Regions from separate parts of the Homo sapiens genome. Here region 2 is linked to region 1. Evidence: chromatin loops called from intact Hi-C (ENCODE). Cell type or tissue: transverse colon. All regions are shown on one strand. Each heading gives the region's core, and the rest is flanking DNA. Links, peaks and the distances in the headings are about the cores only. Region 1 has its middle 45 kb from the start of GPR37L1. Region 2 overlaps NAV1 (neuron navigator 1).

What was found. A loop is a pair of places that touch in the nucleus more often than their neighbours do. Peaks named below come from ENCODE experiments on the same cell type or tissue, not always from the same donor. Only the 100,000 strongest peaks of a DNase experiment are listed, where the experiment ranks them.
Region 2: a loop joins it to region 1, with 11 times the contacts of the local background. A loop is called at or near these places in 1 of 110 quality-filtered maps.

What each region holds. Positions count from the first base shown.
Region 1 is chr1:202,075,792-202,080,172 of GRCh38, reverse strand. No RefSeq gene overlaps it. Among named protein-coding and RNA genes, the nearest start is that of GPR37L1, 45 kb to the left of the region's middle. RefSeq lists a cis regulatory region at 3,751-4,190 and an enhancer at 4,062-4,381. In transverse colon, for the core only: no CTCF peak of the experiment used is centred there; DNase peaks (open chromatin) are centred at 1,772 and 3,872; H3K27ac peaks cover 3,311 bases.
Region 2 is chr1:201,638,421-201,642,801 of GRCh38, reverse strand. All of the region lies in intron 4 of NAV1 (neuron navigator 1), which reads right to left. It overlaps LOC124904482 (a long non-coding RNA gene), which reads left to right. Exons shown (of 2, transcript XR_007066789.1): 1 at 1-4,381. Among named protein-coding and RNA genes, the nearest start is that of MIR5191, 79 kb to the left of the region's middle. In transverse colon, for the core only: no CTCF peak of the experiment used is centred there; a DNase peak (open chromatin) is centred at 2,046; H3K27ac peaks cover 2,033 bases.

The DNA.
Region 1 (4,381 bases), core at 96-4,095:
ACAGAATTTTTTTTTTTTTTTTTGGAGACAGGTTTTCACTCTGTCACCCAGGCTGGAGTGCAGTGACACGGTCTTTGCTCATTGCAGCCTCAACCTCCCAGGCTCAAGTTATCCCCCTGCCTCAGCCTCCTGAGTAGCTGGGACTGCAGGCAGGCACCACCACGCCTAGCTAACTTTTGTATTTTTTGTAGAGACAAGACTTTACCATGTTTCCCAGGCTGGGAGGACAAGATTTTTGTGTTTTGTTCTCTGCTGTATCCTCAGTGCCTAAAACAGCACACAGTAGGAATTCAATAAATATTTCAATGACTATTGTTGAAAGAATATAGGAGGCCGGGTGTGGTGGCTCATGCCTGTAATCCCAGCACTTTGGGAGGCCGAGGTGGGTGGATCACGAGGTCAGGAGTTCAAGACCAGCCTGACCAAGATGGTGAAACCCTGTCTCTACTAAAAATACAAAAAATGGCCGGGCGCGGTGGCTCACACCTGTAATCCCAGCACTTTGGGAGGCTGAGGTGAGTGGATCACGAGGTCAGGAGATCGAGACCATCCTGGCTAACACTGTGAAACCCCGTCTCTACTGAAAATACAAAAAAAAATTAGCTGGGCATGGTGGCGGGTGCCAGTAGTCCCAGCTATTTGGGAAGCTGAGGCAGGAGAATGGCGTGAACCCGGGAGGCAGAGCTTGCAGTGAGCCGAGATCGTGCCACTGCACTCCAGCCTGGGTGACAGAGCGAGACTCCGTCTCAAAAAAAAAAAAATACAAAAAATTAGCCAGGCATGGTGGAATGCACCTGTAATCCCAGCTACTCGGGAGGCTGAGGCAGAGAATTGCTTAAACCTGGGAGGCGGAGGTTGCAGTGAGCTGAGATCGCGCCACTGCACTCCAGCCTGGGTGACAGAGCAGGACTCTGTCTCAAACAAAAAAAAAGAAAGAAAGAATATAGGAAAAGGGGGCCAGGCATGGTGGTTTATGCCTATAATCCCAACATTTTGGCTGGGCGCGGTGGCTCACGCCTCTAATCCCAGCACTTTGGGAGACTGAGACGGGTGGATCACAAGGTCAGGAGATCGAGACCATCCTGGCTAACATGGTGAAACCCTGCCTCTACTAAAAATACAAAAAAAAATTAGCCGGGCATGGTGGTGGGCGCTTGTAGTCCCAGCTACTTGGGAGGCCGAGGCAGGGAGAATGGTGTGAACCCGGGAGGCAGAGCTTGCAGTGAGCTGAGATCGCGCCACTGCACTCCAGCCTGGGGGACAGAGCGAGACTCCATCTCAAAAAAAAAAAACAAAAAAAACCCCAAAAACCAACATTTTGGGTGACCAAAGCAGGCAGATCATATACGGCCAGAAGTTTGAGACCAGTCTGGCCAATATGGTGAAACGTCATCTTTACTAAAAATACAAAAATTAGCCAGGTGTGGTGGTGCACATCTGTAATCCCAGCTACTCGGGAGGCTGAGGCAGGAGAATCACTTGAATTGGAAAGGCAGAGGTTGCAGTGAGCCGAGATCGCACCACTGTACTCCAGCCTGGGTGACAGAGCAGGAGTCTTATCTCAAAAAAAAAAAAAAAAAAAAGACTATATGAAAAGGAATATTAGATAAAACACATGGCCCTAGTTTCCCCATATGGAAAATGGGAAGGATTAAACTGGATCTAAGATTCCATCTGTTTCCAGGAGTCAGGCAGGCTGTGCTGGGGCGGCCTGGTTGGGCATGGAGGTGGGGCTGAGAGGGACAGTTTCCTCACAGGCTTCAGAACAAGCCTGTATGTGACTGGCAGGGTGGGGCAGGGCGTTGGGGGAGGGGCGATGGAAGGACTTTGCTAAGGATCTATCCAGAAGACTTCAGAATTCCCTGAATGAGGCAGGTCCAGATGTGGGCAGCTTCAGGTCAGGGCATGGGGGCCCTTCAAATAAACAGCAGCAGGCCGGGCGCGGTGGCTCACACCTGTAATCCCAGCACTTTGGGAGGCCGAGGCAGATGGATCACCTGAGGTCTGGAGTTCGAGACCAGCCAGGCCAACATGGTGAAACCCCATGTGTACTAAAAATACAAAAACTTAGCCAGGTGTAGTGGCGGGTGCCTGTAATCCCAGCTACTCAGGAGGCTGAGGCAGGAGAATCGCTTGAACCCAGGAGGTGGAGGGCCGAGATCGTGCCACTGCACTCCAGCCTGGGCAACAAGATTGAAATTCTGTCTCAAAAAAACAAAAACAAAAAAACTCCAAACATTTGCAGAGCACTTCCCACAGGCCACAGCCTGTCTGACCTTTCCAGACCAGTAAAGCAGGCCATCCCTCCAGCTCCTTTCCTCAAGGGCCCTTCCAGCATCATTCGGGTCTCAGGCTAAATGTCACTTCCTTGGAGTGGGCTTCTCTAATCACACCCTGTCACCCTCTAGCAATCATCCTATTTTAATTTCTCACATAGCACTTGGCATTCCCTGTGGATTCTCTGGTTTGAGGTCTGACTCCTCCATTTGAGTGGAAGTCCCATAAGGGCAGGGTCTGTCTCCTTCACCACAGCATTCTTCACCTGGGGCAGCACCCAGGGCAGCACCAGAAGACAGGTGAAGAGAAACCCTGTTTTATAGCTATGAAAACAGAAGCACAGAGGCTAAGTGTCTGGCCCAAGGTCTAACAGAGAGTCAGTACCAGAGCCAGCATCCATCCTCCCATGCTGACCCTCCTGCTCACCATGCCTGTCTCTCTGCCCTGGCTACCACATGGCAGCCAAAGTGAGTTTTTCTTCTTCTTTCTTTCTTTTTTTTTTTTTGAGATGGAGTCCTGCTCTGTCGCTAGGCTAGGGTGCAGCGGCACAGTCTCGGCTCACTGCAACCTCCTCCTCCTGGGTTCAAGCGATTCTCCTGCCCAGTCTCCCAAGTAGCTGGGATTACAAGTACACACCACCATGCCCGGCTAATTTCTGTATTTTTAGTAGAGACGAGGTTTCACCATGTTGGCCAGGATGGTCTTGATCTCCTGACCTTGTGACCCATCCGCCTCAGCCTCCCAGAGTGCTGGGATTACATGCGTGAGCCACCGCGCCCAGCCCAAAGTAAATTTTTCAAAACATAGACCAGATTCCTTCTGACTCACCTTCCTGTGGGTTGGTTTTCTGCATATCATCATCTCCAGACTTCTTATCTAGGCCTGTCTGACTGTCCTCATCAGGCCTCTGCCCACCATCCTCTTCTCTCCAGCTTCTATTTAACCCCCAGATCATGCTCACTCCTGCCCCAGGACCTTTGCGCTGGCTCTCTCCTCTCCAGGAAGGTTTTGGCATGGCTCATTCTTATCCCCCAGGGTATTTGTAGGAAGGTCATCCTGACCACTCTAAAGCCACCCTGTGCTGTCCCCATAGTCCCTCCCCACCACAGCCCTCTTAGACTTTCCTCCATTGCACTCAGCACCCACTACAATTATTGATTTATCTTTTGTCTCCGGCTACCCAGAACACAGCCCAGTGAGAGTAGAGACCATGCCTGGTGGCATCCTCGGTGCATCTCCGGTGCCCAGAATGGTGCCTGGCACAAAGTGGGCACTCATAAAATATTTGTTAAATGAATGGATGCAGGAGTGAATACATTTGAGAAAAAGAACCAATGGGCAGGAAAGAAATGAGGTTGGAAAGGCAGGGCTGGGGGCTGAGGGTCATTTCATAGAACAAGCACAGAGGCCTGCAGGCCCAGGCGCGGACCTCAGGAGAGATGCACAGACTACCATTAAGAGACAGTGACACTGAGGTTCCTCGCGGTGCTGGGAAGTCTGACTTGAGAGTACAGTGCTGGTTATGATTATAAACTGGCAAAAGGCAAACAGGCGAGACTGGTGAGCTTAACCCAGTGCATCTCACTCCTCTTATCAAATTTCTCTGAAGCTGTTATCTCTCTGGACTTCAAACAGCTGCCTCTTATCTTCAGCCCAGCCCAAGCAGTTATCAGGTTCTAGAATAACAGCTTTCCAGGCTGCTAGGAGCAGAGCCCAGTGCCAGGTCTCCAGCCTGGCGTGAGGAAGGCCAGAGTGTGTCTTCCCTGCACTCAGCAGGGCCTATTCACTCCCAGTCCCCAGAGTCCCTCATCACAGCACAGGAAGGGTGGGAGATAGGCTGAATCTCAATGAAGCCACTTTGGGTAGGGGCGGAGCAAAAAAAAATTTCTACTCACAGTTCCACCAACCTGTTAAGGGACTGGTCCTGAGTCTCCTCTTATCACCTGAGCCACAGGTTAAAGCCTTAAATGGGACCCCTGGGACCCCAGAACATGACCCGGATGTCAGGCCTCCTCTGAGAATATCCCAGTCCGCAGCACCCTTTAGTGCCAGAAGAGAAGTTTACCGGAGAGAAGTAGGCCCTCCTATGTGCCTTGGTCTACTC
Region 2 (4,381 bases), core at 185-4,184, 440 kb after region 1:
CAAGACTCCGAGAAAGAAAAGAAAAGAGAAGAGAAAAGAAAAGAAAAGAAGGAGGGAGGGAGGGAAGAAAGGAAGGAAGGGAAGAAAGAAAGAAAGAAAGAGAGAGAAGAAAGGGAAGAAAGAGAGGGAGGGAAGGAAGGGAAGGAAGGAGCGAGGGAGGAAGGAAGGAAGGAAAAGGAAAGGGAAGGAAGGTGGAAGGAAAGGAGGAAGGAAGAAAGAAAGAGAAGGAAGGGAAGAAAGGGAAAAAAGAAAGAAAGAAAGAAAGAAAGAAAGAAAAAAAGAAAGAAAGAGGCCGGGTGCGGTGGCTCACACCTGTAATCCCAGCACTTTGGGTGAATCACGAGGTCAGGAGATTGAGACCATTCTGGCTAACACGGTGAAACCCCGTCTGTACTAAAACAAACAAACAAACAAACAAAAAATTAGCTGGGTGTGGTGGCGGGCGACTGTAGTCCCAGCTACTTGGGAGGCTGAGGCAGGAGAATGGTGTGAACCCGGGAGGCGGAGCCTGCAGTGAGCCGAGATCGCGCCACTGCACTCCAGCCTGGGCGACAGACCAAGACTCCGAGAAAGAAAGGAAGAAAGGAGGGAAGGAAGAAAGGAAGAAAGGAGGGAAGGAAGGAAGGAAGGAAGGGAGGGGAGAGAGAAAGAAAAAGAAGGAAAGAAAGAAAGAGAGAAGAAAGGGAAGAAAGAAAGAGGAAGGGAAGGAAGGAGGGAGGGAGGGAGGAAGGAAAAAAAGAAAGAAAAGGGAAGGAAGGAAAGGAAGGAGGAAGGAAGAGAAAGAAAGAGAGAAGGAAGGGAATAAAGGGAAGAAAGAGAAAAAGAGAGAGAGAGAAAGGAAGGAAGGGAAGAAAAAGAGAAAGAAAGGAGGGAGGGAGGGAAGGAATGAAGGAAGGTGACCTTGGGAGAAGGGGAGATTTGCGGGAGGGAGAAGGGGGCACATGAGCCCATACTTGGCTTCCTCCAGGGTTAAGGGCAGAGCAGGGGAGGTTTTTCTTGATTTCTGGGACCACAGTCAGGATCTGGAGAGCAAGGGCTGGGAACCCAGCCACATGGCTCTTCAAGCCTAGCCCACTCACTCTGGACCAGCATGGAGTTGTCACTGCCCAACTCAGTGACAAGCATTTTCTATACGTTTTCTCTGCTTAGATGCCTACCATAAGGTCTCCTCATCACCTGCCTAGCAGATGCCAACACCCCTGCCTTTGTGGAAAGCCCTCTAGCCATTGTTCCCCACTTCTTTTTGTCCTTTTCTCCACCATGTCATTCCCTCATGTCATTCCAGCTATCAGCAGGGACTTTTTGAGCACCCAAAACATGGGACTTCTTAAGCAACCCAAAGCTTTACTTCCAGTGAGATGGGAGCCTTGGTAGGCTGGGAGCAGAGAGTGACATGACCTGGCTTCCCTCTTGAAAAGGCCACTTTGGCTGCTATTTGGGGAGCAAATTGCTGGGCTCAAGGGCAGAAGCAGTTGCAGTCACCCAAGTGAGAGATGATGGTGGCTTGGAACTGGGCGGTGACTGTGGTGGTAGTGAGAAGTGGTCAGGCTCTGCATATATTTTGAAGCTGTTAGAATTTGCTATTGGCCAAATGTGGGTGTGTGGGAAAGAGAGGAACCAAGAATGTCCCCCAAGGATTTGGGCCTGGACAGCTCTAAGATTGGAGTTGCCATCAAGCAAAATGGGAAGGCTTCAGGAGGAGCTGGTTTTGGAGGTAGAATTAGAGTCCTCTCTTCTCCCCGGCCCCGCTTGAGGCCAAATCCGCCTCCTCTAGGCCGCCTTCCCTGACTCTCCCCACGCAGTTCACTGCAGCCACTTTAATCATTTCCTAATGTTCAGGGCTGTCATTCGTCATTCACCTATTGGTGCTTCCCAAGGATTCATCTTCAGTTGAACTTTTTCTCAAAACCCATCCCAGCTCTGTGCACACAGTGGGCTCTCAAAAATATTTGGTGAATGACGATTGATTAAATGAATGAATGCGTGACTCGGAACAGATGTGTAGGGAATTGTAAACAGCAGTGACCTCTTAATACCCCGTGGCAAGACACAGTGCAGCTGGTGTGTGGAATGGAAGCCAAGCTTCTGGGATGGTGGCCCAGCAGCATCTTTTCTCCCTTCCCTGAAGCCCTGGGCCAGAGTGAGGCCAGTAGACCCTTGCCTTGCTCCTTTGAAGGAAGCTCCAGTTCTTCAGAGGAATGACCTTGGGGCATTCAGGGCTGAGACCCTCTTCTGCCCCTAAATCTCTGCTCTGTCCAGAGGCATGGGGATAGTTTCACCACACTTCTGGGAGACAGGGGGAAAAGTGGGCAAGGTATCCTCACAGCCCAGGCAGTAATCCCAGCTGGGACTTCAGCCCCATCCCCCACTCCCACTTGCTGAAAAAAAAGGAGACACTAGACACAGTGGTCCAATATGGATGCTCTGAGTGGCTCACACCTCCAGGACCTCATCCAGGAAGACTTCCTAGATTGGTCCATTAGCCCAGCCACTGCCTTTGCTTCTCCAGGGCATTGGTAGTTGAGATATTTCTGTGGACACTGCAGGTCCCCGGCTCACCCTCTCTGGCCCCAGAAGACTCCCTGAGTTCAGTGGTTGGGGATTTTTCCTCTGGGCTACAGATCAGGTGTGTGGGCTCCAGAGAGAGATTTATTGTCTTCCTGTCTATTGGGGAAAATGAGGCAGAGAAAACTAGAGGCTGGGAGTGGAGCCAGAGGTCATGGGCCTCGGTCTGCCCTCTAGCTCAACCGTCTCGGGGGAGCTTCCAGAAGGGTGGGAATGCCGAGAAATTCTAAGCTACAACTCACATTCCTTGGAGCTCACAGCTGCCTGGACACAAATTTCTACACCAACAGGGCAAGGATAGAGCAGGGATGAGCCTGCCCACCGTGTGAAAGGACAGGGTCGGAAATGAGGTCCCTTAGAAGGAAAACAAGTCACCTCTAGTCACACAAGTAAACAAGACCAGAGCCTGAAGCCCATGTCCCCAGCTGGAGGCCGGGGCCCCCCAAGCTGGGATGGGGACGGGGCACAGGCTCTCCCTTCAGAGGCAGGGTTCTCGGGGCTTTGTCGTCCTGGAGGGAGTGGAAACTGGTTGAAGGCTCTTGGGAGGGCCTGTTCCAGACGTGGGAGGGGAGGATAGGGGCTGGAATCCAAAAAACTGGCCCCTCCTTCAGCCAAGGGTTTCTCAGCTAGAAAGTCAGGGGGCTAGGGAGGTCTGACTCAGGGCTGGGCTTCTTCTTCTCAGGGCTGGACACTTGCTTCTCCCAAGTGTCCCGGCCCCCAGGCTAGAACACAGGACTTCTATTTCTCGTGACTGGTTTCTCAGCAGAGGAGCCCTGGCAGTGCACAACAAGGCACGGGGTTTCTCCTTCCCCTCCTTGGGGAGTGGGGTCCAGATCTCCAAGCATTGAGACCTTCCTTCTTTTAAAGCCAGAACTCCATGATGTCCTGCAGAGAAGCATATCTCTGACCTGATGACCTCGCTGGCTTCCCAGGAAAGGACAGTCCCCTGGCCTCTGCTATCTGGCTGCCTTAGAGGCCAGTGCTGGCCAACACGCAGTACTCAAGCCCTTCCCCACTCTGGCTTCACCTGCTGACAACTTTGACCTCTAATGCTTTCCTCTAAATGCCCCTGCTCCAGGCCTGACCCCACCCCTGCACCTTTGCTTTGCTCTGCCCTTTTCCTGAATGCCTTCTGTTATATGAATTCAAATCCAATTCTCCCCTCAAGGCCCAGCTTCAGAGCCACCTCCTCCAGGAGGCCTTATGACTACCCCATCGCACACCGCTCTGCCTTTCCTACCCACTGATTATAGTCAGGGGCTGGGTACCCACATTCTGCCTACTTATATCCCACGGAGATATCCTCTTCTGCCAGCTGAATTGTTAAGTGCCCTACATAGGTTAGTTAGTAAGGGCTCACTGATCCTTGCTGAACTGAAAGACAGGGGATCTTACAGTTACTAAGCACCTCCTATTGCCAGGGACCCTCTTAGACATGTAATGTTCATCATTTCATAAAAGCCTTTGAAGCAGGGGCTGTCATTATCTTCATTTTATAGAGACATACACTTGCCCAAGACCACACAGCAGGCTGCTGGTGGAATCAGAATTTGAATATAGGTCTGTGTGTGTTCCACATCTTCCCATAACTTCATGCTATTACCATGCAGCTATTTCTAGAGACTTGCTTAATATAATAACTGCATGTGATTCCAAGACATATAGAACCCCACAGCAGGAAAGTCTGGGATCCTGGCAGAGAAATGGGGACTGGGTATTAGAAGGGTGAGTGAAGAATGGGAAGGAGGGCCCTGACTCTCCTGCCTGTCCTGCTGAGGAGCTCCTGTAACCCAGACATCTGCTGCACCTGAAGTCT